7 separate regions of the Mus musculus genome follow, and all the other regions are linked to region 1. Evidence: chromatin loops called from intact Hi-C (ENCODE). Cell type or tissue: left cerebral cortex. All regions are shown on one strand.

Region 1 (4,000 bases):
TCTCAGTAGAGCCATTCCCAGCCGATGGGAGATCAGGGCATCTCTGTGGCTCTCACCAGTTCCTCTGAAAGCAGCTGGGAAAGTTGCACCTCATCTCAGCCCTTCCCCTGGGATACAGGGTCCCCAGTGGAGAGTTAACTCCTTGCTCCATACAGTGAATGCCCTGGGGAGGGCAAGGCATGATGGGAAATATACAACAGAGGCCTGGGGCCTGGTCTCTGGTTATTGTGGGCTGATAAAGATAACGTCATTGCTGGGAAATTCTCTGAAGAATGTGTCCTGGAAAATCTGCTGTGTGGGTAGCAGGGGCCTGAGAGATGGAGGAAGGGAGAGGGAGACCAGGTCCTTTGGTCCAGCAATTGAGGAGTACAGGGAAAAGATGGCTGAACCCCTGTCCCCAGTGCCAGTCTAGAGACAAGGGACTCTTCTACTAGCTGGGCACCCTTGGTCCCTATCTTGTCTGTCCATTTTGTTTTCTCCTGGTTCTGCCTGCCATCCTGCTGTTCTGTTGTTCTGCTGTCCCCACAGGGTCCGCTTGCCCTTCAGTGGCCTGCAGGTGGTGGGGGTGGGGACGCGGGTCTTGTCCTTGTAAGATCTAGCTGCTGGATGCTGGGTTTCACAGAACCTCCTCACTGGGCGATACCGCAGCACTGGCTTCCCCCCTTCCAGGAACCTGCCCTCATTTCCTCTCATGTGATGTCACTCTCCTGTGACCTGCCTGACCCTTTCTGCTAACTTCCAGCCATGAGATAAGGCAGAACGACAGGCTCCAGAGGCCCCTGTAAGCCTGACTCTAAGTGGTCTTTCTGCTTCCCCAAGGCCCTGTGACTAGTGCCACTTGCAGCCACTCTGTATCAGGTCCCCCAAACCATTCTTCCAGGTTCTCTGAAATATCTGCAAGGAGGTGGGGTCAGGGGATGGCTTTCTCCTGACTATAGTTCGGCCACCACACTTACGGAGGCCTGAAGTTTGCCGAGGTCACAGAACTAACTCGTCTGGTGGCAAAGTTATATGGAGCCCGGCTCTGCAAAATGTCCTGTCCACCACAGAGCAGGCCACTGTCCCTCCCTCAGTGCTGTCTTTCTGCCCTCTGTCCTTCAGCTTGTCCATAGAAAGAGCCATGTTCACAGTGAGGCCTGACCCCTCCCACTCCTTTCTCTTATCCATGCTTCTGCCTATCCACCCAGCATCTCTCCAGCTCCTCTGTGGGAAGATGCTGATATGCCGGATTGACAGGCCTAGGAGAAAGATCCCCCTGCTAAACTCACAGGGTGGGGTGGGGTGGGGTAGCAAGGCAATCCATATGGTGCCCCGGTTCCTTCTGACTCCAGCACTTAGCTGCTGAGGTGAGAGGGCTAGGTGGACGGGAGGACCAGAGGGGCCAGAAACTCAGAGGGCCGCACCTGGGAACAGGGCTCCGAATGCCTGAATCTTACATTTGTTCTGGGATGCTCCCAGCTTCCCTGCCTGCTTCTTGGGACCCTTCCCTGGGATAGCAATGCATGATAGGTATAAGATTATCATAACCATAACACAAATTTATATATTTATAACAACGTCCTCAAGGAACAATCGGGTTCCTCTTAGCTTGAAAGGGACTGGCTTGCTCCAGGGCTCCCCCTAGTGGTGATCTCATTTGTCAAGGGCGGCTAGGCTCTGGCTCTCCCTCCCGTCTCCGGGCTTTTAACTTTCCTTGTCAGACTAACCCTTGCTCTTGCGGGTTAAGTGCCTGTGTCAGGAGTTAAATCTGATTAGTTCAGAAATGTATATTTCATCAGTTCCCTCTCAGTTTCTCACGGTAATCTGTGATCGGAAAATACTTAAGTGGAAAATTCCAGAAGTGAATCTGTTTCATTAGCTACCGCTCTCTTTAGAGCCCGATTTACAAAGAGAGATGTGTACAGGCAGAGCATAGCACAGGTAGTGTTCGCCACTGCGTGGGATTTCTGGTGTCCACGGGAGTCTAGGAATGCCTCCCATGCATAAAGGGAAAGTACTGCGATTTCTTTAAAATGCATTCTTTAAAGTAAATAACTTCTTCTTTTTTTTTTAAATCACATTTTCCAGATGCCCTGCCCACTTTCTGGGCCTGTCCTCTGAGGATAACAATCCAGGAATCCATCTTTTTTATCCACCAGGAACCCACATTTCCTTGGCTTGAAAAAGGGCGGGAGGCGGGGAAAGGGTGACGACAAGACCCAGGCTTGCCCCGCGCGCCCCCTGGTGGCGATCTTTTCTTTGACGAGCAGCTGGGCTGTTGGAACTCTGGGTGCTTGAAAAACAATTCCTTTTCAGGACCTCTTAATTTGCCTTGAAAATATGGGGCACGCCAACATCTAGTAACACAAATATCGACCCTTCAAATTATTTGCAGATTCTTTAATAACTGGCTTAATAGAGCAGGGCTGGCACCCTCACACACTCATCTGCCCTCAGTTACAGGGTTCCAGTCACCTATCTTGGAAATTCTGTTGTGTTGTTAGAAGGAGGGAAGGAGGGTCAAACAGGATTAGAGGGTCACTACAGAGGCGACTTTTAGTCTCTGGACTGCACTTTGAGAGCTACTCATGCAAGTAGATTACAGATGCCAGAGCCTAGCCAGGAACGTGAAGGTGAGGGTCAGGGGCTTGGGAAACTACGTTTCCAGAGCTTCTCCTGCCCTGAACTGAAGCGGGCAGGATTCTTGCTCCACTTTGCAGTTTCTCAATCATCTCTGTCCACGGGCTGAGTGAGCCTGCCAGGTTGCTCAGCGGGCCAACTGTGTTTTGTGTGGGGTGAGTCTACAGACAGTTGGCCAGCTGAGGTCCTCTGCCTCTGCAGACACACGGAACCTTTTTGTAGATGGAAGGCTGGCAGAAATGATTGTTTTCCTTGTGGAACAAAGAGGAAGAGTGAGACTCCTCAGAGGAGGCCCTTGACTAGCCAGATTCTCAGAGCCTATGGGTGACTGGGGCAAGAATCTGGATGGAATTTTATCCCACAGTCAATGGGGCGCCACTGCAGGTTTTTGAGCAGGAGAGTGACAGAAACAAACTCCTTTCTAGAAGATGTCTCTGGGGCTAAGCAGCCACCCAAAGGAGAAATGGAGATAGAGGGAGTGTGGGTGGGGCCCATTGTTTCTGACTGCCTGGTCCTTACCCTGGCTGTGCATAGGAACCTAGGTTGTTTCTCATTTTTTTTGGCTGGGAAACCAGTCTATGTGTCTAAGCCATCCCTGGTCACTCCTAGGCTGTGTGGCTTCCGTACCCTGCAGCCATATGCTGAGAGGATCCCCATGGTGGCCTCAGATGGTGTCACCATCAACTTCACCTCCCAGATCTCCCTCACAGGCCCGGGTGTGCAAGTGTACTACAGCTTGTACAACCAATCAGACCGTGAGTACAATTTGAGGTGTGTGTGTGTGTGTGTGTGTGTGCCCGTGCCCTGCCCCTGTGCTGTCCCCAGATGTGCACAAACATTTATGAGGCTAGGCCACAGTGAGAGTGCTATGTGTCTTCATACACATGTGTGCACATGGCACGTAGTTTTATGTGCTGGGTAGGCAGTCACATGTATCCCTTTGGGTGTGTGTTGTCTGGATGTAGCTCTGCATGGACCACAGACACCAGGCACTGGAGCAGGTGTATGGGCACCTAATTGTGTACATGTAAGGATACAGACGCACGTATTTCATGGCATGCATCCTAAGTGTGCTCTTCCGCTTCCATTTCCTACTGTCCCTCTCCTGTCCCCAGCCTGCCCTGGTGAGTTCCTCTGCTCTGTGAATGGACTGTGTGTCCCTGCGTGTGACGGGATCAAGGACTGCCCCAATGGCCTGGATGAGAGAAACTGTGGTGAGCAGCCTGACGCCTTCCCTCCTCTCTCCCTGCGCTGGACTAAGTCTACCTGACGTGTGCTTCCTCCTTGAGAACACCCAGGAGCCCACGGTTCTTGCACTGTGTCAGGATGGCAATGTGGAAAAGCAGCCTCCCCAGAGCCAGCCTACCCCCATAGCATCCCC
Region 2 (4,000 bases), 77 kb before region 1:
TCAACATTACTATCCTAAAGGGTGAGTTACCACACTGGGCAGGGTGTGGGCCAAATTGGGAGGGAAGAAAGGACGAAGGGAGGGAGGGAGCAAGGGAGGGAGAGGGGGGAGGGAGGGACAGAAGAAAACAGGGCAGGTCTTGCCTAGGCCCTGTCTGCCTTCCATCTGCATGTACACAGGACCTAGGGTGTATAAGGAGCTAAGGAATAGATGATGTGCAGCCAACCGATTCCCCAGGTTAATGGGGTGGGTAGTGGGAAAGGCCCTGGAATCCAAAATGTGGGCAGAGGGTATTGGGGTGAAGTGTGGGGCACAGTCGACAGACTGAGCATGGCAGGTACACAGGGCTCCTGGAAGGTGAAGTGCAAACTTATGTTCACAGCGTAAGGGGCTCCCCAGCAGGAGTGTGAAGAGAGATGTCATGGGAGAAAGACGTGGGCTCACAGGGTCACCAGCCACCACCAGGATAGAGGTTTCTCTCAGCGGCATCAGAGAGAGGACCTGGCCCCAGCTCCTGGGAGAGCTCAATGACCGGTGGTTCCTTGATATATAGCATCGGATGTGACAGAATTAGTGCCACCTCTGCGAGGGGACCCATAAATGCCAGGGCCACACCACTGACATCCTGGCTCCATCTTTGCTCACTGTGTCCCCACCCAATGTGAGGACACGAGTTAGTGTCCAATAGAAGAGAGGGACTTTCCTGGAGTCACTTCGATGTCAGAGACAGAGCAGGGCATTCCCCTCTGATAGCCAGCTGGCCCCTGAGACTCCTGCACACTCTACTTGCCTGGGTGAGGATACTTCATGGCTTCACTCCATGCAACTTCAGGCAGCTTAGCTTCTGGAGGTGGGAGGGCCTGGGCCTGGATGTCCTTCCTGTGACTGTCCATCCCAAGCTCTGTGTTGCCTTGGATCAGGCTGTCAAAAGTGGATGGTTCCCTGTAGCACAAGGCCATACCTTGCAGGTCAAGATGGCCTCTTTCTAAACCTCCTGCTAGCTTGAATGTAGAAGGAAAGCACTCTCCTCCCCACTGCCACGGTGGCCGGAGGCTGGGCAGAGAGGGTGCTCAAGTGCTCTGTACCCAGTGAGGTACCTCTCCCAGGACATGGCACCCCACCCCACTTTCGTTTGGCCTGTCTTCAAAGACCTGGGCCCCCCATTTTCTCTCTACCATCCGCTGACCTCACCATTATGGTCAAGGAGACCTGAGGAGGTGTACCTCATCAGGGAAATACGTGCAGTCAGGTCTCTTTAGTACACACTAGGTGTGTTTGTTGGGGGTTGGGGTGGTGGGGGGCGTCGTCGGTGTCATATCTATGCTCACATCTGGCCTGCAGCCAGGGCTGGGAAAGTGACTAGGAGATCACCAGTTCCAGGGAGGGTAGAGATGGGCTGGGCCATGCTGAGTGGATATCTTGTCCTCTCCTTGCCAAGGAAGGACTCACGTGTAACCTTGAAGTAGGCATTGCCCTTTTAGGTACACCCTAAACACCCAAGACCCAAAGGCAATTTTCTTCTCTAACCAAAAGTACAAAGTATGTCTTACCTTACCCCACCCCCTGGCTGGCCTAGGCGGGTCAACCTCCCGGAAGCTTGCCACCCTTTTCTTGCTAGGAAGGGGTCCCAGGCTGAGCTGGATAGGACACACTTTAGGTCTTGGAAATGGCCTCAGTTTCACTTCTGCAGAATGGGATGTTTGGGGTGGTGATGCCCAGCATGCAGTTAGGTGCTCAATAAACACCAACTCCTTTGTCTGGACCCAGGTAAGGGCAGACACTTCCAAAATTGAGTGCTTAGCACACGGGTGGGTCCCTGTCCTGATTTCTTCCCCTTCATGTCCTCACAGGTGACAAAGGGGACAGAGGTCCTACAGGAACACCAGGGAAGCCAGGCAAGAATGGTACCCGAGGGGACCGTGGCTCTCAGGGTGTCAAAGGTGACAAGGGGCAGGCAGGTAGCCCTGGCAGCTCGTGCCAGACACATTACTCAGCCTTCTCTGTGGGCCGCAAGACTGGCTTGCACAGCAGCGAGAACTTCCTCTCACTGCTGTTCGACAGGGTCTTTGTGAACACGGATGGCCACTTTGACATGGCCACTGGCAGCTTTGTGGCTCCCCTGCGCGGCCTCTACTTCTTCAGCCTCAACGTACACAGCTGGAACTACAAGGAGACCTACGTGCACATCGTGCACAATGAGCAGGCAGTGGTGATCCTGTACGCGCAGCCCAGCGAACGCAGCATCATGCAGAGCCAGAGTGTGATGCTGCCACTGGTGCCGGGTGACCGTGTGTGGGTGCGGCTCTTCAAGCGGGAGCGGGAAAACGGCATCTACAGTGATGACGTGGACACGTACATCACCTTCAGTGGCCACCTGATCAAGGCAGAGGACAACTGAGCTCCGCCCCTCTCCCCCCTCCCCCCTTCTCCCCTCCCTCCCCGCCACTTTCACAGCTGGGCAGCTGGTGGCTAGGGCAGGTCCTAGGGCTGGGTCTGCTGCTCTCCATTCCTTGTCTCCACAGTTACTGCAGTCTGTCTCCATCCCTCTCCTCTTAGCTTCGTTTTTCTGATACTTTGGGGCTTACATATTTCAGACTTTGCCAGCCTCTAGAGTGGCTATCCTGACACTCCACCACTCTATTCATCCCTGGGGTCTTTATTATCTGGTAGATGCTGGCTTTGCATTTGGGGTAGACCCAGGATTCTTCATTTCTAGTGATTTCCTCCATGACATTGACGCTACAGGTCTGTGGATCACACTTGAGGAGTTGTGCTCTCTCTAAAGTGTTCCCAGCATTCTAGGGACTTCAGGAACACTCTGGAATTGCTCCCCTACCCCCAAACTCTAGCATTCTTTCCACATCCTCTAGCTTCCTCCTCCTCCTCCTGGCCCTCCCTCATGCCTGACCTTTCCCCTCCTCCCCTTTTCCAGCCATTGTTCATTTGTGCACTTGTCTAATGCTGAGCGCTCACATGGTCTCAGGCCTTAGGAAAGCCCAGAAGTGGGTACTAAGACTTGAGCACATACTGGGTGCTCCTCTAGACTGGGTCCGCGGGCACCGTGGTTCCTTCTCCACTGCTTCCATGGTCTGACAGGTCCCGGAGATGGGATGATAACCTTTCCCATGCTCCACGTTCTTGCCCTGTGCCCAGCAATAAAGCAAATATAGGTATAATCTTAGCTGGGAGGAGACCCAGGAGTTTAGATGTATCTGGGATGAAGGGGCATCTGGGAACTGGAGCCTGTTCTCTTCCCTGATGTTAGAAGACTCCTCCTGCCCCCTTCTTTCCCCCAGACATTAGCCATGGTCAGACCATGCACTAGTGCTCTCTGGCCCTCCTGGCTCCTCCAAGGCCCAGGCTCACCCTGGGTTTATGAAGGTGCTTAAGCCCCTGTCCCCCTGGAGGTGGCTCCCATTTCAGAGCTTCTCCTGCCTGTATTGCCCTTGCAGACATCGTGGGCAAGTCAGGCAGGACAGAGGTGGCAGGTTTCAGCCCAAAGCAGGTCTAGGGACTGAAGCCAGTGACATTCAGGTTACCTGGGGGCCTTCTCTGAGCCATGCTGCCAAGACAGGCCCTGGGGGAGGTTGTGAAAAAAGCAAGACCTCCACGTCTTTCCCAGGGTGTGTAGCCTGGTGGCCCTCCAACCTTCCCCTCTCCCACTGTAGCCTGCCCAAGCTTCTCAGGGGAAGGTGGCCTCCGTCCATTGGTGCTTCTGCAGATCCAAGGCAGGGCTGGCCCTGAGAGGGCATCTCTGGTGCTTACAACCAAGCGAGCCATGGCAGGGTAACAGAGGCAAGGCCCGCCATGTGCTGTGAGGGCTGGCTCTACGAAACCACCCTCAGCCCGACTGTCCTTGCCTGCTTGGCCAGTGTGAATAAAGATATTGGATTCTCTTGGCAATTCAGCCTGGTACTTTTTGCCCTACAGCCATCTCCTGCCTCGGGAGATAGACACTCTGTCCCGCCAGTCATTCACAGCCAGACTCCTGGAGTCTCAC
Region 3 (4,000 bases), 300 kb before region 1:
ATTGCTATCGAATACCTTGCTATGAACAGAACTTAGTTCTGATATGGTGCTGCGGCAAAACTATTTCTGTTTTAAAACCCCCTCAAAGCTTTAAAAAGAAAGGCAGACTCAGGCTGGAGAGATGGCTCCGTGGTTAAGCACATTTGCTGCTCTTCCAAGGGCCCCAAGTATGCACATCAGGTGGCTCACAAACTCCCTGTAATTTCAGTTCCAGGGGACCCAACTCCTTCTGATCACTAAGGACTCTTGCACACACGCCACATATGTATTCATGCACACACAGCTACACATAAATACATTTAACATAAAATAAATTCATTTTGTTCTCAGTTCTCTCCCGAGGTCCAGCCACAAGACTCCATGACTGGAGTGTCCCTTTCTCTTATCAAAAGTGACTGACTTGATAATAGATCAGCTCCCATGCTACCTGCTGTCCTGACTCACATGCTCTGTCCTCCCTGTGGCTTTAAAGATACAAGAGGAAGTCTTCCTCCCAACCCTGCACAAAACTACACACTCTTCCAACTTTAATCAAGGAAGGAAGAAAATGCTTATGAGTGAATCAGGACCACCCTTACGAGAGATGCACAGGTTATAATCACATTTAACTACATTACACTAATACATGTTTGTAATTAGCCTCTCCTGGAAGGTTTTTTTCTCTCTCTCCCCCCAGGGAGAAAAGTCTTGTGAATGAACTAACTTATAAATAAACTTAGGCTGGCAGGTCCTCTGTGCTCTGCACAGCAGCTGATGTAATATTTATATCTGCTGGTAATAAAGACATATGCCAGGGGCTGGAGAGATGGCTCAGTGGTTAAGAACATTGGCTGCTCTTTCAGAGGATCAGGTTTGATTCCCAGCACCCACATGCTGGCTCGCAACCATTTGTGACCCCATTTCTAGGAGAAAGAGCACCCTATTCTGGCCTTTACAAGCAATGCACACAGGTTACACAGACATAATACATTCAGGCAATACACCCATGCACATAAAATAAATTAATAACAAAAGACATATTCCAGCCAGGGATAAGGTGGGGCACATGCCTAGGGCCCCAGCACTTGAAAGGCTGAGACAGGAGGATAACTATGAGTTCAAGGCCAGCCATGATTTGTCACAGGAGCTGAATCAATGTCAGTTCATGTCCCCGATTCTGCGAGAGGCTTTAGAGTCTCTTGTCATCAAGGCTCCTCCAGTGACAGCAGCTTCATTGTTTTAAAACTGAAACCAGGGCTGTTCTAAATTGGGTATCTGTGTCCTCAGAGGTTCATGTGACACACGTCTGCAACCTTCTGGGAATCAAGGACACAGACTTTCCCAAGTGACTCTGTAGGTCAGTCAGCCATGGACCACTCTGCTCTGTAAAGACATCAATAGTCTTCTGCAGCACACCTTTATCCATTCCCTGTTCCTTTGTTCATTCATTCATTCATTCATTCACTGACAGCATTTATGGGATTTCTCTGGGTGTTGTGTGTGTGTGTGCTTGCTATATTATCACAATGACCCTTTGTACATAAAATCTGTACTTTTAAATGCCAGCGACGTGGTTGGCCAGATACGTATGTCTAATATAGTCATAGAACAAGATTACTGTTCTCCCAAGATCACACTGTACCTCCAAGGCCATCCATCCCACCTCTGGAAAACAGTGGCTTTCCCTCCACTTGCCCATCCTACACTCCTGGTCCCTCCAATGGTCCTCGCTCCGCAGTGATTGCTTACCTTTGTCTTTTTGCTTGAGCCTACCTGGCATCCACCAGCTAGCCAGGTGTCTGCCACCCATAGCCCATTGCCACACTCCTGGATGCTGAAGTAGCTGTCCCAACAGTCTTCATGACCTATTGAAGCCCCTTCTCAGGACTTCATGAGTCCCCTCACCCTTCCAGGAAGTCTCAGCCTTATGTATGGACGGCTGGTGGGATCCACACGCTGCTGGAGTCTCAGTGTGCAGTACAGAGTATCACCAGCAGGGGGCACTCGTGCCACAGGCCTGGCTTCTCATCTAGGGCTTAAGCAAGATGGGCCCGAGGTTTGGAGGGGCCTTATGGCTTAAATAGACATAACTGGCATTAGAGTGGGCCCCTTTTACTCAAATTCTAGAACGTCCTTTCCAGTCCAGGGAAGAGAATTACACTATGTGTCTCTACAAGGCTCAACAAGTATGACCAGCTAGGGACACAGCCATCAATTAGAAGTGACAACAGCTTCACTATCTTGAAAGGCAGTGAATTCTAGGAAGATTGAAAGCAAGTGCTTTTCTGTCACTTGGTGAAGGGTAACGATGACACGTGTGCCGTGGTTACAGCTGACTGTGAGCACGGATCAATACCGAACCTACCCCCAGCTTTTCAGCTTCTCTTTCAGGGAGAGGGAAAGGCCAGAACACAGGGTCACAGGCTAGTTCAAAAGATGTGTCTCCTTGGGGCCTGGAGATACCCTGATCCCGTTCCATCTCGAGGCCAGTCAGGGCAGACTGGGGGTTCTGCAAGCCACTTGTGACCATCCCCTAGCCTTGGGTGAGAGATGGGACTGAAACCTTGCCCACCTTGCCTGCCTCTGGAAGGGCGTGGAAGCAGGAGGTTAGACAAAAGTGGGGGTGGAGGGGAGCCAGAAGGAAGCTTGCCTGGCTCCTCCTACTTGAGTCTGGGTGCAGTTGTAGTCTTTGAGCGCCTGCCTGGGCCTTCCTGAAATTGGGACTGGTGTGTGTGTGTGTGTGTGTGTGGGGGGGGGGCAGGCTCTGCCTCCATCTGTGAGGGTGGAGGAGGGGGGCGCCAGAGTCCAGGGCTGGGAGGTTTGGAGTCAGACACCTACTGTGTGTGGTCCCCCTACTTGGGGCTGGGAGGCTGCAGGACAATGGCAGGCTGTCCTGATACCCCAAGTCCTTATGGTCCAGGCTTCAGGGCAGGGAATAGAATGAAGGGATGAGATTTGGTGGATATTTGTGGAAGGCAGCAAGAGTAGGAGGGGGCACGTGGCTGGATTCATCTCACGGAGGCAGAAAGCTGGGAGCCTCAGGATGGTGTGCATAGCTAGGGGCAAGAATAAGTGTGCAGTTCCCCTCCGGGATAGTTTCTATGTGTGTGCCTGTGTGCATCCTCCTTAGATGTCTCTGTGTCTCTCTGGGATTGCCTTGCCTTTGGGGACACAAATTGGTGTGCACCTGTGTCTGATACACCACTCTTTGTGCATCTGTGTACATGAGTGCATGTGTACACCTGTGTTCGGTGTGTGACCCTGGTAACAGCTGGCTCTGCTGGCTTTGGCTTTCAGCCACAATAGGGTTTCCTTGCTGAGCCTTTGGGAGCCTAGACTTGGGGACAGAGGTGGCTAGAGCAGCTGGAGGCATGAGCCTGGCTATAGCCTAGATAGAGGCTTAAGTCCCTAGTGCTGGTGGCCAAGGGATTACACCCCCGCCCACCGTGTGTGTGTGTGTGTGTGTGTGTGTGTGTGTGTGTGTGTGTGTGTCTGACTGCACACACAGCCCTTGGTGGCTTCAGATTCCCCAGTACCTGGAGAGGATACACACACACACACACACACACACACACACACACACACACACGCGCGCGCGCGCGCGCGCGCTCAAAGCTCTCCTTCCTTTGCTTGCCCTGGTTCCTCTCCAGTCTGACCTGGATACGTGCATGTACTGTAGGATGTTGTATGGCTGCCCCCCTCCCCAGGCTCTCTGGATTGGATGGAGGAATTTCTGCCAGGGTCAGAGGGGAGATATTATGGGATGCAAGGAGCTGCCTCACGCAGGCTTCAGGATGAGACAAATTGGTAGAATTCTTGACCCTGTGTTTGACATACAAATTGCTGATCACAAACACACATTTCCACCTCCAAAACTAAGCAATAGGAAGGCCTTGGGCTGCTCTCCTTGATGTCAGCAAGCCACGCACGGGTTAATCATTATGAGAGCAGCTGGAGAGGGCAGCTCGGAATGTTCCAGCACCCTGGAGAAAATTTGGTTTCCTCCAAGAAACACCATAAC
Region 4 (4,000 bases), 84 kb before region 1:
TAGAGATACAGGTGACCATGAGCTGCTTTTTAATGTAGGCTACTGGGCATCCGAACTCAGGGCCTCACTCTTGCAAGGCAAGCAGGCACTTTCCCAACTAAGTCATCTCTCCAGCCCTTGTTTTCTCTTTCATGGCAGAGTCTTACTCTGTAGACTGGCCTCCCAAGTGCCACTCCCCCACCCCCAACCCCCCACCCCCGGCATGAACCACTGCTCCTGGCGACACAATAATCTTTGTTTCTGAAGCTCTGGCTGTGTCTCTCACTAAGACCACTGCCTACATGCCATAGGGTGTTAGTGGCTCCTCCGGCTCGGTTCCCGAGATCTGACCGACCAACCTGCTCATCCGTCATGCAACACATGGTGAATGGGTGCCATTAGCTGCCAAAGGCTGAACCCAGAGGCCAGATGGCTTCTCTAGGAGCCAAGGAAGGGACGGCAGAATGTCACTCTGTAGACACTATAGACTCAGACTCCTTATGGTTTAGTCCCAACCCATCCGTTTACTAACCTCCTGACTTTGAGTCCATAGATCAACCTCTCCCTGCCTTGGCTTCTTCCTCACTGGGTCAAGGAAGTGCTCAGGTTGTAAGTGAGCCAACGTTTGCTGCCCACAGGTGCTGCTTAAGCATTTTTAGAAGTGTCTACAGGACAGACGTGTAAGACCTCCTGGGGTAATCTGGGCTGTTACAGTCGTTGCCCAATATCAGGACCAGAAAGACAACTAAGAACAAGAAAGATGACTAAGAACATTATTTTCCCAGCTCTGGTTTAGGGCCATCCTCCTGCCTCAGCCTCCTCCTAGGTGGATAGGGTGATGCTGGGGGGTTGGGTGCTCTGAGATTACCAGTGTCAGCTCCTTCAATGCCCCTGGAAGTATATACAGTCAGACCACATGGCCTCAGTTGCTTCCTGGAGGCCTAAGGTCCCAAGCCCTGCAGCCCTGGACAGGCACTTCAGGGCACTGTACAGTGTGGGTGAATCTGGAGTATGTACACACATACAGACAGCTTCCCATTCTCACTCATTCCAAGGAGTGCCCAGCCACACCTCATGCCCCATAGGGACCCAGAGACCTGGGATCCCGGCCACATCCTTTGTTACCATCCTGTTTCAGGTGAGGAGACTAAGACCTGGGGTGGAAGCAGGAGGCTTCAAAGCTTTACAGAGAAGGGACAGAATGTCCTCTTTCAGTCGGACTTTCTGCTTTAATGATCAGGAAATGTGTCAATATTTGCTCATGGGAACTGCCGCTCCGCCGCCCTCGGTCAACACTTGCAGAGCCTGCTTGGTTTCTCCATCTGTGAGGCTATGGTTATGTCTGAGTTCTGTCTACTCTCTAAAAGGGAGTTCTCTGTAGGCTCTGGCTGTAACAAATGGACAAACACGACCTGACTTATGTGTGGGCAGTGGCACGGGTGTTCTTGGCCACACGCAATCAGGGGAACCCCAGATCATTCACTTCCTAGCTCAGAGTGCCCATGAGCCAACCTCAGGTCCTGGTGGAGCCTCGGTTTTCTCATTCCTGAAGTGCACTTCACAACTCCATCAGACAGCAAGGTGATACAATGACTCCCATTCAGGTCAACCCAGTTCTTTCTGTGTCCGCCAGGGGGCGCCGCTGGACCTCAGAGCACCAGCTCCTCCTCTTTGCTCAGATTCGGCTTTATTCGGCCACAATCGGAACTACCCGGCTGGACCCGACTGTTCTTTAAGGCTCGGAAAAAATCGTCTCCATTCGGTTCTTCTCGGCCGTACTCGGCTGGATTCAATTCTGTTCGGTTTGCTCGGCTGGAATAGATTCTAGCGCTTTTCGGATATGCTCGGCTCCTCCCCTTACTAGGCTTCCACGGTTTGGGCCCTGGAACTCTGCCTACTTTCTGGGGTGCTGAGGATTGGAGGAATACACTCTGCTCCCCAGCCAGGCTTGGACTGCCTGCTGAGGTACTGGTGCTGGGTGCTGGGGCGCGCGCTGACTCCCTCCAGGAGATGGCGACCTCCTACCTATCTGTTTAGACCTTAACTCGGTAATGACCTTGAACTCCAACTGTGATTTACCATTCACAGTTTACACAGGGCTGCCTTCTGGCGTCAGTAAGTCATTGTCCTGCCTCCTGGGAGAAAGGGCAGGAATGAGCAGAGAAACAAACACTTATATTGTAGGACTCTGGCCTTAGACCTGGTTCTGGCTTTTTGTGTCCGGGTATACATTTACTGGCAAAGGCTGTGAAAGAGTATAAGAAGGTATCCACTGGTGGGTGTGCGGAGAAAAGTGGGTGCACACCTCTGCATACTGGGCTTAACCAAAGTAGCAAGATACCCTTTGGTTGGCTGTTCCCAGACACTCATACAATCCTGGACTCTTCAAGATCGTTCGGCCCAGGGTTATTAAGACCCAGAGAAATGTCAAGCACACCTTTAATCCCACCACTGGGGAAGCCGAGGTGGTCAGAACTCTATGAGTTCATGGCCAGCCTGGTCTAGAGAGTGAGTTCCAGGACAGCCAGGACTACACAGAGAAACCTTCATATCAGCCCCGCCCCTGCTTCCCCTCCAAAGACTCGGGGAATTAGGGACTTACCCAATGTCATGAAGTTAGAAAGAAGACATGGGACAGAGCCATAGTCTGTCTGTTACTCCAGAGCTGGACTTCATGTCTCAAGTCTACCTGATGTGCCTGGACGCCCTCGTGTCTGAGGTCAGTAGCCGGCAGCCTCTGGTTTGCTAGGGCCGGATGAGCAGCCTTGTCCCTGTATAGTTCGGTGCGGAGTGTAGTGGGGTGCACAGTGCTAGGCACACAGCCTTCTGCACTACTGTGCCCTTCGCCTGCTTCTCCCTGACCGTCCATCTTTTCTTTCATCCATCTTCCCGGCCTTCTTCCCAGAGATCTGAGACTGCCTGGTGCTGTTCCCACCCCCGGGGCCGCTGACTCAGCCCTTTGCTCTGGTGGCTGCAGCTTGAAGCGGGTAGCCTCTCTGCAGGTCTGGCTCTGTGCCTCAAGAATGCTGCTCCGGCAGGGCCACACAGAGCCATGCCAGTGTGAGCTTTGTGGTGGCCCTTATAGGGCTATCATCCCCCTCTCTGCTTTCTTCTGCCAATGTATTCCTGACTGGACCTGAGAACTCCAAGTCATTTTGGGAGGCAGCACCAGACTAGAAGAATCTGGCGTCCTCTCAACTTGGATTTCGCTCTGCTATGTGACCTTGTACCAAAGGCTTGATCTCCCTGGGCCACAATGTCCCTGATTAAGGGATGGGATTAGATCATCTCTGAGGCTCGTTCCAGGCCTAGTCTTGCTGTTGGATTGTCTGCCTAAATGCCCAGGAAGCCTGAACCCAGAGACAGCCCTGTCAAGGACCCTAAGAAATAGGGCTGGTATACTTTTTTATTTTTTATTGAAGTCCCAGACCTAAATCTATCCCCTAAGCAGTGGGCTAGAGAGTAATACCACTGCCAAGACCCTCTAGCTGCTAACCTGGAGAGAGGCTGGAGGTGGGGCTAGGAATAATAAATCTAAATACTTTTGAGGACCAAGGTTCCCCAGAGAGGTGAAACCTAGCTCAGGCAAGGAGGTATCCAGCAAAACTGAAATAACAGGTCGCCAAGGGTGAGGGACATTTTACAGGAATTGCACAGGGTTTCCGACCTCCAGGAAACCAGGGCTAGGAGCCAGGGCGGTGGTCTTTGCTAAACATTCCCCAGTTTGCCCAGGAGGAAACTGAGGCAGGGTTTTGCCTAGTCCCAGGGCACACAGGCTGCCTCCCCCAGCTCCACCTTGAACATGTTGGGGGTTATACTTCTGTAAGGGAGCTGGCTTTAGGAGAGTCAGTGAAGGCAGGATTCCAGGTGGGGAAGAAGGAATAAGCCATCTTTGGTCCAGCATGAATGGTAGGGGCAGAATCCCTGAACACCTCCGGCAGGAGAGGCAATGCTCGACCATGTTGCTGGGTGTTAGGACCAGGATTTATACCTATGGAGGATGGGTACCAGTGGCTCATGC
Region 5 (4,000 bases), 67 kb before region 1:
AACTGTAGCCCCTTTAGTAGCGATATGTCAGACACCTTTGTACCTAATCTAACACCCTTGTATCTATCAGGTAAAGCTTAGAATGTATGGACTTTAAAAGACCACTGGCTTCCACCGGCCTCAAAGTTGACAATGCCATCTGACGACTCTTAAAGCCCACAGTAATGGCCACCCCCACACCCTTTGCTGTAACCTGCGGCCCCATGCCCTGCAATCGAGATGTGTTCTAAGGGTCTTGAGTTATGACCCTTTCCTTTGTTCTGTGACTTATAAGTGCTCATGTACCCAAATGGAACATGTCAGTTGGGGCAAAGTGACTCAGTGTCCTGGGGCCTGGGGCCACTCATACTTTGTTCAGAATATACTCTGTCTTCTTCTCTTTGAGGTGGGACCTGTTTTTGCTTAACGTTAGTAAACACATGCAGAATGACCCAGGAGGAGTCCTGGCATTGAGGAGGGAAGCCAGAGGATGTGTGCGTAGTCCAATCCAGCCTCAGAAAGCGCCCTCCTCTCCCAAGATCATATAGATAAAGGCTACATTATATGGGCTAAGCAGACTAGTCTGTATGTTTAGGAATGTGAGCCTCTTTGTGTAACAATAAAGAAAAACTGGTAAAAGCCATCCAGCCTGCATGCTGTCCAACATCCTCCTGACCAACAGGAAGGATGCTTCCAGACTATGCAGGACTTCCTTGGGTGCGTGGTAGGCACGTCAACCACTGTGGTCACTTCCTCTTCAAGGAGACCATAGTGAGGGCTGGAAAGCCACAGGCTTCTTATGCAGAGGATCAGAGGGCGTGGTCCAGCCTGTGGCGGGGGTGGGGTGGGGTGCATTGGTGGGGGTGTAGGGGTGTGGGGGTGGGTGGGCTGGAAGGCTTTACATCAGCAGCCTCCCCTTGAAAGACAAGATGAGAAGGAGGGCTCAGATGTGGTCCCTTAGAGGAGCCACACCCACAGAGTCCTGTCAGCATGACGGCGTAAGCATGATCTAAACAAGGAACACACCAGAGAACATTTTCTAAGGACAAAATTGTAGCCCCCCCCCAAAATGATTTTTTTCCCTGTCGGTTTAGCTTATTAAAGTCTTGAGAGGTTTAGAATCAAGTCATATGGATTTAATATTTCTTTCTACCAGGGCTGTCACAAAAATCTAGGCCAAGGGACGCTGCACCGATGCTGCGATGCTGCCGCCTTCATTATAATTTCCATATGTTTCCCCCCAGTGCTAAGAGAACTCCTTGGTTAGCATGCAAATTCTTCACACCCCAGTTGTTCCACGGGACTCGGTGTGGAGCTGCCTGAGAGACCATCAGATTCTTTCTGGGACAAGGGAAGGATCAATAGATTCCTCTTCAGCTTGTAGTCAGCTCATCTGTTCATCTGTCCACTCATCCATCCATCTGTCCATCCATTGATCTGTCTGTCCATCCATCCATCCGTCTGTCCATCCATCCATCTGTCCATCTGCCTGCCCATCTTTCCATCTGTTCATCTATTTACCTCTTTCCTCTTTCTTTTTATCTTCCTTTCTCATTCCTTCCTTCTTTCCTTTGTTCTTTTCCTCCTCCCTCCCTTTCAGCAGGGATAGCGGGAGCATCTATGCCTGGCTTTAGGTTCTTGAAAAGATGTGGGGCCCATAGACCTTAACCTATGAACTTGAGGCACACCGAGCAGGTCCACCTACTAGCACCAGATCCATTAGATGCTGGAGTGAAAGGCAAGTGAGATCAAGCAGGAAGTTGTTGGTGTTAATAAGGTTGGGAGGAACCAGGGCCAGGGTGAGGATGGATGCCAGATGTAGACAGGAAGGCTTCACGGACAGGGTGTTTGGAAGGTCAGAGTTCACATCCTGCCCTGCTGTGTGAACTAAGAATGATAGCTGCCCTCTCTGAGCCCAGGTCTATCATCTAGGTCCCCAGCAGGCTGGCTTTTTGTCGTTCTGGTCACTTCTTGCTGATTGGTACTGCCTGGAAACCAGGATGGAGCTCACACTGCCCTCTGGTGGCAACTACAGGTATCGGCCTGTGTGTTTTATCTCATTTTCTCTTAAAGGAGTTAGATTACCTTTAGTGTACAAAGTCCTCAGGCAGAAGTGTCACAGGTGAGCGTTTGGGGTAAGAAGGGACAGAAGAATGTAAAGAGCATGTGTTAGCCTCACTGCCCAGGCAGGAAGCACAGGTTCTGTTATAACACACCGGGTTCACTGCAGGTGCCTGGAACACACTGCTCTACATGTGTGCATGGTAACCGCAGCCTTCTTCCCAGCAGGAGCAGTCAGGAGTCAAGAGACCCTTCCAGTTCAGTACAGAGAAGGGTCCCTCATCAGCTATGGCAGCACTCCAAGAAACCAGAACTCCAGAAATCTGAGAGCGTGGGGACCCTCTGCTGTCCCAGAGGACCTCTGACTCCTGCTGGAAAGAGTTCCCCAGCCTTCTGGACACACATGCTGCAAAGAACACACACACACACACACACACACACACACACACACACACACACACACACACACACACACCATGAACTCCTCACAGCAGCGTGGTCCTTCCAGGAAAGGTGGGGGCTGGATCAGGGCTGGACTTGGGAAAGAAGGAAGCTCCAGGTGTCATCTTTAGTCAGCGAGGCTTGCCTGCTGTGTTGCTTTGCCTCTTTCTGTCTCTTTTCCAGCTGAGGCTGTGCTCCCTGGCTCTCTCTGAGCCAGGCCTCCTCTTTTGGGGACATACAAACTCCAGGTATAGCCATTTGATGCTATATCTGTTGTCTCTCCCTACAAGTGGTGGACCCCTAGATGATGGGGTGGCCTCCTGTGACCCATTACTCTCAGATCAGGAGTTTAATGAATGGTTCGCCATTGACAACAGGCAAGTTTTCCTTTAGTGCCCAGGAAAAGCAAAATTCAAACAGCAATGCAGTATTACGAAAATATCTCTTACATACTGAGAGACTGGGGCTTTTGCTGGACCCCATGGCCAGGGTTAACCATACACCCTGAGATCACTTAAGTCGGCCTGCCTACAGTGTGTGCACATTCAGCCTGTTTGTTTAACCTGCCTCTAAGAGAACTAAGAAGCAGCCAGCCTTACTTAACTCGGATTTCCATGTAACCAACTTCTATAACCTAAGCTAATATATAACTGTGACCTTACGTTATATACTCTTCCAGGCCCCCCGGCCCAGAATGATGCATACATGTCATTTGCTAAAAGCAGTAAATACGCTCATTGAAAGGAGCCTTCTATGATCTACCACAAAGGTTGAAAGCATCTGTTTATGACTGTTAGTCGGGACACAGTGATGTTTGGTAGCAGTGTTTGTTGTCTGGGTTGGCTGGGATCAGTTGGAGCCAGAGACTTCAATCCGTTGTAGTTACTGTTAAAGATTTCTGTAAAGGGCCCCGTTCTTTTTTCCACGTGATGCTTTCTGTGCTGTTCAATAAATGCAGAGCAAAGTCCTTTGTGAGGGACAGACGCACGACAGACACACAGACAGAACATAAAGCTGACCAAGTCGCACATGACAGACACATGAGAACGACACACAGGAACAAACAGATTCACGAGACAGCCTTCGGGCAGGCATAGACTCAGCCAACAGGAGACCGACGGCACGGAAGACACAGGAAGCATGAAGCAGAAAGTTTCAATTTGGATTCGCTCTCTGTTCAACAGCTCCAAGAAGTATGCTGCTTGCTTTCTTTAACGTGATGCATTATTGTTAATCTAGTTAATCACTAATGCATATAACCTGGCCTATCAGATGCTCGCTTGATAAGCAGGGGCCAAAGAAACAGTGAGAAGGCCACAGGCAGCTTTGCAAAATCAGGGCAACACAGCCTGGCCAGACCCAACACGGCCAGCGGTACCTCAAGTATCCTTTGGCTTTCTTGTTCCAAAGGTGCAGTGGCCCAGAAGAGATGATGTGTTTTGAAGCCAGGAAGTCCTGGTTCTAACTCCAGCCCTGACACTTCTCACCTATGGGGCATTTTTTAGGCTAGTGATTTAGC
Region 6 (4,000 bases), 95 kb before region 1:
ATGAACAATTGTCTTCAAGGGCAGTTGTTATTATTCAAAGTGTATCAGTTAAGAGTGAGAATTTGTTTCCTCGGTGTATACCTTTGACTTTCGGCTCTCAAAGCCTAAAATACTTACTTTCTAAACCATCTCTCTGCTCCTCTGTCCAGATCCAACTGACCCCAGCATCACAGTCTCCTGGACCCGTCCTGCTGCTCCTAGAATCCTCCACAAGGGATATGTGGGCTCGGAGCCCACATCTCGGAGCCCACCCTGCCCTCTCCTCCTCATTCCGCTGAGCAGCCCCCTCCCTTATGGGTAACTACGTCCCAGGGATCTGGTGCTGTCCTGCCTCTGGCAGGCAGCTCCCTCTCTCTGCTGCTCCCCTCTTTTTTTCCAAGTCCCCGCAGGAGCCAAGGCCAGCGTGGGTGGCTGAAATCTCCCCGGTAACGAGATCTGCCTCTCCCTCTCCCGGCCTGGCCTCCGCCCCTAACCTGCGGCCCCTCAGTCTGGCACCTGCTGTCCGGTGCTCAGTTCCTCTTCCCGGCCCCTCCCGCACCCTCCTGCTCCCCCCACCCCCCGCGTCTGCTGGCTCTCTATGTCACCATCTGTGGCACAATCCTTCTCTGTCACTGTCCCCACCACCCCCTCTTTCTCCTTCCTCCTGCCTCCCTCTGTCCCTGCCTTTTTCTGCATCTCTCCCTGCTCCTCAGTCCATCTATTCTCGCCTCTCCTCTTCGCTCCTCTGTCCCTGCTCCTTGCTAGGCATCTCTCCTTACTCCCCCTCATTCTGCCTTTCCACCCACACACTGTCTCCTCTCCCTCTCCTTTCTCTCTCTCCACCTCCGACCCTCCCCCTCCTTTCCTTATTTTCCTCTGGCTTCTTATGTCCCCTGCTATCTCACATTTCTGTCATCTTGAGAAGTGTCTCTTGCCACCCCCAACTGGGTGCCATCCGAAGACCCCCCATCCCGTGTCCGGCACCCTCCACGTGTCCTGGAGATGGGGGGTGACGTACCAGGTGCGGGTGACAAGTCAGGGCCGAGGACCAGATGGGAGAGGCGACGTGGGCTGACGTGGCCCCCAAGGACCTAGGAAGGGTCCACGCCCACGAACGCTGGACGAGTGTGCACCGTGTGGCACCCCAGCTGGCTGTGCTCTGGTGGTACCTGGCTGCAGAATGCTAACCAGCCTGGCAACTACAAAGGGAGTTCTTGCCCAGTGGGCAGGTAAGAGAGCTGAGGTCATGGGAACTTGGAGGGTGGGATACCTGGGAATCTCTAACCAGATTGAATTTGGGGCTAAGTCTGGGGCTGGCAAAGGGTAGGGAGTTCCAGAAAGCAATGAGGCTTCTGGTGTGTGGGCTGGAAGGCAGGAAGGACTATTAATCTCAGCATCTTGTGCCATCATTCCAGAGTCTTGGAGCCTCTGTGCAGCAGCATGTCAGAACTGGACCAAACCAGACGCAAGCTACCATCTGGCCTCCCGGGCCTCGAGCATCCCTTGAAGCTGGCAGTGGTGCCTCTGAAGAGCCCCCTCCACCTCTGCAGCAACCCTGTAAGGTAGGAATGAACGTCTCCATTAAAGTAGGAGGAGTCTAGTCTGGAACCAGAGAGAAGTGACTTGTCCAAGGTCACACAGCATAGCATCAGCAGAGGCTAAGTTCTCAGCTCAGGGCTTGAGGGGGTGGCTCTGAGGGTCAGGCTCCGGGCCTATGGCTCATGTCAGTCACTGCTGGCTAATAAAATCCCAGCCCCTTGCCGGGAGGGGGCGGGGAAGGTCCAGGGGTGCAGAGCACAGGTGCGTTGCAGAGCCAGCCAGGGGTCCTCAGTTTACATTGTCCCTGGATGTCCTGACTCTTGACAACTCCAACCAGAGGCCTTTAAGGAAGCCAGCATGGTCCAGGAGACAGACAGGATTTCTCACTCACCGGGTGGGTGACCCTGTAGAAGTCACTTAACTTCTCTGAGCTTCAACTTTCCTTCCTCATCACCTGCCCCAGCCTTGCTCCTTTGACTTCTCCCTGCTTAGCTTGCTTGTTTCCATTAGTACTTACTAAGTTCATGGTGCTAGGCTAGGTGCTGAAGGAAAGCACTTCGGAAAGGGTAGGTGCTGAGTGAGAGGAGTACCTGGCATGACCGAGGGGCCATCCTTAATTGCTGTGGTGCTTGGGAGTACTCACTCACCCTCTCTGTGTGTCTCTCCCCTCCTGAACAGTTCTGAGGAGATTCCACCCCCAGTTTTCAGGCAAGCTCATGCCAAAGATAAACCAGACAGGGAGGCAAAGTCCCTCCCTCCCTCCCAAGGAGGAATTAGATCAGGCATAGGATCGCAGAACCTTAAAGAAAAGACGGCATCGAAATTGCAGGTCTGTTTCCCCCCTCAGTGACAAGCTGTGATTTCTCTGTTCTGGCACCTGCCTGGCCCATCAACTTTGACTGCAAGGAGGGTGTCTTGGAGGGGAGCCAGGGTACCAGGAGGGATGTTCCACCTCCGAGTCTGAGGAGGGTCTGGCTGGGTAGCTGTGTTCCTGTGAGTGTGTGTGCATGCATGTGTGTGTACGTGTGTGTGTGTGTGTGTGTGTGTGTGTGTGTGTTTGTGTGTGTGTGTACATGCTTTTGCAGGCTATGAATGTGCTTATGTGAGCCTGGAGGGGCCATCCTTGGAGCACACTCTGGGCTTCCCTGAGGGCATCTGTGTCTCAAGCCAGGAAATGAGGTTTGCCTGGCTCTCCACTCTCCCTTCTCCTGCCATCCTGGGCACCTGTGATTGGCCACCCCATGGGAAAGCTATAAAGAGGCACTGTGTAAAGCAAGTGGGTTGAGTGGCCAGGTGACGTAGGGGTGCCCCACCCCCACCCCGGGAGCAGAACCGTAAGGTCCTAGATCCCAAAGTTCCTCACCTAGGATGGTTTGACTCCAGCTGTCTGGAGTTGGAGTATTCCCTGATTCAAGTTATGGGGCTTGAAAACCCTGAGACTCTGAGATTCATGGCTTTGTTCCAGGAATTTAAATGCTCATCTCTAGGCTCCTGTGGGGCTGAGGCTTTGGGCCCATGGTCCAGAGTTCAAGAGCACAAGCAGCCAGACAAATTCTGCTTAAGCCAGCAGGGTAGTGAAACCATCACAATACTGAGTCAGGGACCTGCACTAGCCTGGCCTCAGTTTGGCAGTCTGTAAACTAGGATGATTGGTCACAGGTCCTCCTATAAGTGCTTCTTCCTGTCTATGTCCCAGATTGTGATACTCCTCTTAGTTCCTGGACAGTTGGTGAGGACAACAGGAAAGCCACACACTGTAGGCACAGGGGTTGTGTCAGTTCTGAGACACCAGCTTTTCCTGAAGTCTTCTGGGGTCAGGGTTCAACAAGAAGCTGCCAGCTCTGTGAGGACACTACAGAATCCCACAGCCCACTGGCCAGATTCGCTAGACCCAGCTCAAGAGAGCTGAGGGGGCAGTGGGCTGAGGAACACATTCTGGAGCTCACAGAGCCAGGAGCTTGGAGGCTGCCAGAAACCTGGGCAACCTGGAGTGTATCAGGGAGACACCTTGGCACTCAGCCAAGGGTCTGTTGCCACTCTTGGCATCGCCAGCCTGTCGCCAGCCTGGTGCTCAGAACTGTCACATATGCTCCTCCTCAGGAGCATGCTGGGAGCTAGGTGCTTCCCCTTCCCAGGAGCCTCCTACATCCAGAGGCTCTGTAGGAAACCTAAAGCACTCTCAGCTTCTAGTGGAGGGGTCCAGACCCAGAGTGAGTTAAATACAGGAGTGAGAAGGGCAGTTTCTTAGCCTGGAGACTTCCCCTTCAGCCCACTCTGCAGCGGATCCAGGATCCAAGGGCACCAACCAGTGGGGTGGGAAGAGGGGTTTATTGGCTGGGGAAGAGATGGGGCAGAGGGTCAGGCCCATGGGAGGGACTGCTCTTAGCCTTGTACCTGGATGTTCTAGGAGCAGTAACCTGCTGAGGAGGAGGCCAGAGGGCTTCCATTTCCCAGGTCCCCAGGGTGCAGCCTACATCTTCAC
Region 7 (4,000 bases), 260 kb after region 1:
TGCGTGTTCAGATGGTGATGTCTATGCCCAGACGTCTGTTTGCAACCCAGACCTTGGCATGGTCAAACATCTCTGGTCTCAATGCTATGCAAAAAAAAATGTTTTTCATCATTTCTGGTTGGTTAATAAAGTGATCATCCTATGGCTGATTAGGAAAGGACAGGGGAAGAAGGAGGACAGCCAAGCTCAGTGTGGGAGTCCCAAAGAGATCAAAGAGAGAAAACAAGTGAAAAAAAACAAAAACAAGAAGAAGGTGTGGAGAGACCACATGGAGGGAGCAGGAGGAGTCACCATGAGGTCACAATGAGAGAGCAGCCACAAGGACACACACAGACCAGAGAGAGCCAGGGCGAGACTCAGATGCAGGTCAAGGGCCACATGGCTGGGAAGTAGGCAGCCTTAGAGGGTTAGAATAGCTCAGAACATGTCTAGCTTCCTGCTGCCGGCTTGTTAATAAATCTATTAAGAGTCTGTGTTAATTATTTGGGAGCTAAACCGGGCTCGAGAATGAATGGAAACGCCCTGAAGTTATTTGGGAGCAAACAAGGCATGGAACAACCCCCCCCCCCCCCATGCTATTACAGCTGAATCCCAGTCTGCTAGATTCCTGACCCTGAATTTCCAGCCTTCAGGACAGTGAGAAGCCGATATACACAAGCTGCCAAATGTTAAGTGTTTGCTAGAGCAGCAGGGGTAGACCAAGACATCGCCTCTTAGCCCATGCCACAGGCGCCCAAGGACAAGTCTATTTTACACATGAGAAAAGGGAGATTCTGGGAAATTGGGTAAGATCCCCAAACCACACAGCTAATACGACTGAAAATAGCAAGGCTTTTTTAGCTCGTTCAACCACTGAGCAGAAAAAAATACAGCAGAGAAGAATCCAGGCAGAGATTAAATTCTGCTTGAGGTCGGCGCTGCCCCGGGAGCCACACAGCCACAGCATGGGAAGTGTGGACTCATGATGTGAAGCTGTTATAGGGTCCTCCGAGATCCAACACAACTCAAACACTAAGTCAATACAGAAAGCAAGAATGTATTGTAATCAGGCCTCTACTGATCTGTCAGGGACACAGGGAGGACCCGGAAGCTGAACTGTGAACCTACCCCACCACCAACCCCAGAGCCAGAATGTTACAGAGCATTTAAGCATGAAAACCATAAACATTTGTGCGAATTTACAGTTATGTTTTCCCACCAGTCAGAACTCAGGCATAGGGCACGCCCCTAGGGCCATTTCCCTGTGTGGTACATCTACGCTGTCCTCAGTTGTTGGTTTATTCAGCTGTAGCATCCATGTCTCAACTTGCCAGTCAGGATGTCAGTAACCCACACACTTGTCTCTCCCTGCCAAGCAGGTTATCAGTTACCCAAGGAGGTCTTGGGAACCTAAATTTTATTTGACCCCTACTCCAAATGGAAATTTTACTCAAAATGGCTTCGGTTTGGTTCGTTCTTACAAGGCAAGGGGACACCTCGAAAGACAAAGGTGAGGTTGGGATCACCCCATCTTCTCAAATGGTAGCCCTCGGCCACCATGACTGCAGACAGGAACACTGTCAGGTTAAGACACCCTGTAGGCAGATGTCCTTTGAAAGGTCAGAGGACATCGAAGTTTTCTCCTTCCACCATGTGGCTTCTGGGGGGGAAAAAGTTAGGTCATCAGGTTGGAGCAGCAAATGCCTATAGGTGCTGAGTCATCTCACCAGCTGTTAGACATGTTGCATGTGAAGTGCTGTGGTAGCCTCTGAGCAAGGCTGTGGCTTAGCAGCTCTTTGGAGAAAAGCCTGGTGTGTGCTTATGTACTGCCCAGCATAGGCCAACCTGGGGGCCAGCTGGACCCCAAACTGTATCATAAAGTATAATATAAAAAGTGTACACACACACACACACACACACACACACACACACACTGTGTTTGTTGGCTTTGCATTGCTTAACAGAATACGCTAGAGAAATCAGCTTAATGCCTCATCCCTCCAGAGTTCTTATTGAACCCTAATTGCCAGTTCAGTAGATTACGTGCTGGGCCCTGGGAACTCTGCCTTACGAATAGGCTCAGATGGCCCAGGCTGGGCGATGGTTGCTGGTGAAACACCTGATGCAGAAGCTTGGAGACCTGACTCAGGTTCCTAGCACACATATATAAAAGACAGGTTTTGGCTCGTGGTTTAGAGGATTCAGTGGTGTTTGCCTGACTTCATTGCCTTGGGCCTGAGTTGAGGCAGAATATAGTATCTTGGCAAGGGAGATGTGTCTGAGGAGGATGCTTACACAGGACAGCTGCGGATGCTGAGGACAAGGAGGCGTTATCCAATAGCGCGCTTCCTCCAACTAGGCCCCACCTCCTAATGGTCTGTCCTGCTAGGAACCCAGGAGGAAGTGTGTCCCCCTTACAGGGCAACCGCGTCTCAATAGTGCCACCAGCTGGGAGCCCAAGCTCTTGACACGGGCAGCCTTTGAAGAGGTTTTATAGTCAAACCAAAAAACCGATTCCTTTTCTCTGAAATGTCAGTTACAACTGGCAGAGTATAGATGAGGAGTGAAGTAGGCGGCGGCTACTTTGTAGGTGCAGAGTGTTCTGGGGGGGGGGAGGGGCACAAAAAGTTTTGAGTCTAGAGAAAAGCTGGAGTAAACGCGGACAGGCTAGTTGCTGTTCTCATATGGTGAGCTGACTGTCCCATGATTCCTCTCTGCCATCAGCGTGTACCGTCTCTGTTTGGTTGTTCGGTTCCGAGGTAATGAGACTCTATCGGTACTGGAGCCCCAAGCACCAAACACAGTTACCAGTGACACGGGAGTGCTTAGTTGATCTTATTTGAGCAAATTAATTCTTAAAACAAAGATACCACTCTCGGATCAACCAGGACGTCGTGTTAAGCCTTTCTTGGGCAAGGTGCGATCTGCAAGCTTGCTTTGTGTGGGTCCATGAGCACCAATCAGGACGAGTGATGGCGTTTACAGCCATAGCTCTTGATCGTGCCTAAGAAGCCCTGACTACCCTGGAACCGCTGACCTGGAAGGCAAGGAAGTGAGCATCCTGTCAGCAGAGGTGTGCAGTGGAGAGGAGGGCGCTTGTTGGAGGGATTTAACAGCAGATGATGGGCTGTCAGGAGCGCACACTCCTCCTAGCCCTGAGGCACTCTGTCTGAGCCAGCTTACAGACTCTAAAAACACAGTTCACCTCCTGCTGACCACGGATCCTGGATGGATCCTTCAGGTACTTACCACACAGCAGGCTTCACATGGAGACCCAAAGAGGACACCCTACATCAAGGAGACAGTGACCAGGCCCTTTGGAATTTCTCCTTTCCGACCTGATATAGCGTGGACAGCATCAGCTGGGAAAGGCTCTAGTGTGTGCTGCTGTCATCAGGGTGAGAGGACAGAGTCTATGAGTGACACCGTTTCTGGGGTCTCTCTGTCTGGGAGGCTAGTCGCTTGTGTACCTTTCCTGTCTCCCTGCCCCCGATGGCGATTTCACTGCCAGCCAGTGCTTTCGATGGTGTCTGATAAGCTTCCTGGGTGAGGGGACCTCACAGGGCCAGACTTGGGTAGAGACTATTGCAACCTGGGAAGGGAAGAGGTTAAGGAAAGAAATAGGGTGAGTTCATGGGGGGTAATTGTTATTCCACTAGACTCCTCCAAGGGACCTAGCAATGGCTATGTCATCACCTGCCGCCTCCAGGTACACCAGGTGGACTGTGTGTAAAAGGACTGTCTGCCACTCAACTGTGGTACCTGTTCCCACCACGTTCCCAGCCAGCCTCTCTCTTTCCTCATTTCTGTCCTCCTCTTTTGTGCCCCCTTTCTCTGACCTCATGGCTGTGTCCCCATCTGTCTGTCTGCCTGTCTACATATCCACTTGTCTGCCTCTACCCCTTCCCCAGGTCCTCCCTCCCTCCCTTACCCCCAATAAGCCCTCTTAGACCAGATCTGTTGCATGGTGTAATTGCTCAGGGGCACACCTTGGCAGGGGCCTGACAGGTACCCCCCCCTC

What was found. A loop is a pair of places that touch in the nucleus more often than their neighbours do. Peaks named below come from ENCODE experiments on the same cell type or tissue, not always from the same donor. Only the 100,000 strongest peaks of a DNase experiment are listed, where the experiment ranks them.
Region 2: it touches region 1 in a loop (7-fold over the local background); 35 of 42 quality-filtered maps call a loop at or near these places.
Region 3: it touches region 1 in a loop (9-fold over the local background); 11 of 42 quality-filtered maps call a loop at or near these places.
Region 4: a loop joins it to region 1, with 8 times the contacts of the local background. A loop is called at or near these places in 35 of 42 quality-filtered maps.
Region 5: a loop joins it to region 1, with 2.4 times the contacts of the local background. A loop is called at or near these places in 16 of 42 quality-filtered maps.
Region 6: a loop joins it to region 1, with 5 times the contacts of the local background. A loop is called at or near these places in 31 of 42 quality-filtered maps.
Region 7: it touches region 1 in a loop (2.1-fold over the local background); 4 of 42 quality-filtered maps call a loop at or near these places.

Annotation. Positions count from the first base shown.
Region 1 is chr15:78,446,037-78,450,036 of GRCm38, reverse strand. It overlaps Tmprss6 (transmembrane serine protease 6), which reads left to right. Exons shown (of 18, transcript NM_027902.2): 11 at 3,229-3,374; 12 at 3,735-3,833. Among named protein-coding and RNA genes, the nearest start is that of Kctd17, 19 kb to the right of the region's middle. In left cerebral cortex, CTCF peaks have their summits at 1,621 (motif pointing left) and 2,231 (motif pointing left); DNase peaks (open chromatin) are centred at 1,629 and 2,200; H3K4me3 peaks cover 595 bases; H3K27ac peaks cover 1,224 bases.
Region 2 is chr15:78,523,249-78,527,248 of GRCm38, reverse strand. It overlaps C1qtnf6 (C1q and tumor necrosis factor related protein 6), which reads left to right. Exons shown (of 3, transcript NM_028331.5): 2 at 1-21; 3 at 1,851-3,903. The coding sequence ends at 2,398. Among named protein-coding and RNA genes, the nearest start is that of C1qtnf6, 4.4 kb to the left of the region's middle. In left cerebral cortex, no CTCF peak of the experiment used is centred here; no DNase peak of the experiment used is centred here.
Region 3 is chr15:78,742,412-78,746,411 of GRCm38, reverse strand. No RefSeq gene overlaps it. Among named protein-coding and RNA genes, the nearest start is that of Elfn2, 26 kb to the right of the region's middle. In left cerebral cortex, a CTCF peak has its summit at 1,971 (motif pointing right); DNase peaks (open chromatin) are centred at 1,983, 2,713 and 2,983.
Region 4 is chr15:78,529,991-78,533,990 of GRCm38, reverse strand. It overlaps a transcript of C1qtnf6 not described here. Among named protein-coding and RNA genes, the nearest start is that of C1qtnf6, 2.3 kb to the right of the region's middle. In left cerebral cortex, a CTCF peak has its summit at 1,615 (motif pointing right); DNase peaks (open chromatin) are centred at 1,726 and 2,895; H3K4me3 peaks cover 472 bases; H3K27ac peaks cover 1,476 bases.
Region 5 is chr15:78,512,744-78,516,743 of GRCm38, reverse strand. No RefSeq gene overlaps it. Among named protein-coding and RNA genes, the nearest start is that of C1qtnf6, 15 kb to the left of the region's middle. In left cerebral cortex, a CTCF peak has its summit at 1,996 (motif pointing left); DNase peaks (open chromatin) are centred at 1,257 and 1,997.
Region 6 is chr15:78,541,344-78,545,343 of GRCm38, reverse strand. Sstr3 (somatostatin receptor 3) reads left to right here and starts at 999. Exons shown (of 3, transcript NM_009218.3): 1 at 999-1,208; 2 at 1,395-1,541. In left cerebral cortex, no CTCF peak of the experiment used is centred here; DNase peaks (open chromatin) are centred at 2,222, 2,764, 2,984, 3,528 and 2 more places; H3K4me3 peaks cover 4,000 bases; H3K27ac peaks cover 4,000 bases.
Region 7 is chr15:78,183,460-78,187,459 of GRCm38, reverse strand. No RefSeq gene overlaps it. Among named protein-coding and RNA genes, the nearest start is that of Ift27, 11 kb to the right of the region's middle. In left cerebral cortex, a CTCF peak has its summit at 2,434 (motif pointing left); a DNase peak (open chromatin) is centred at 2,376.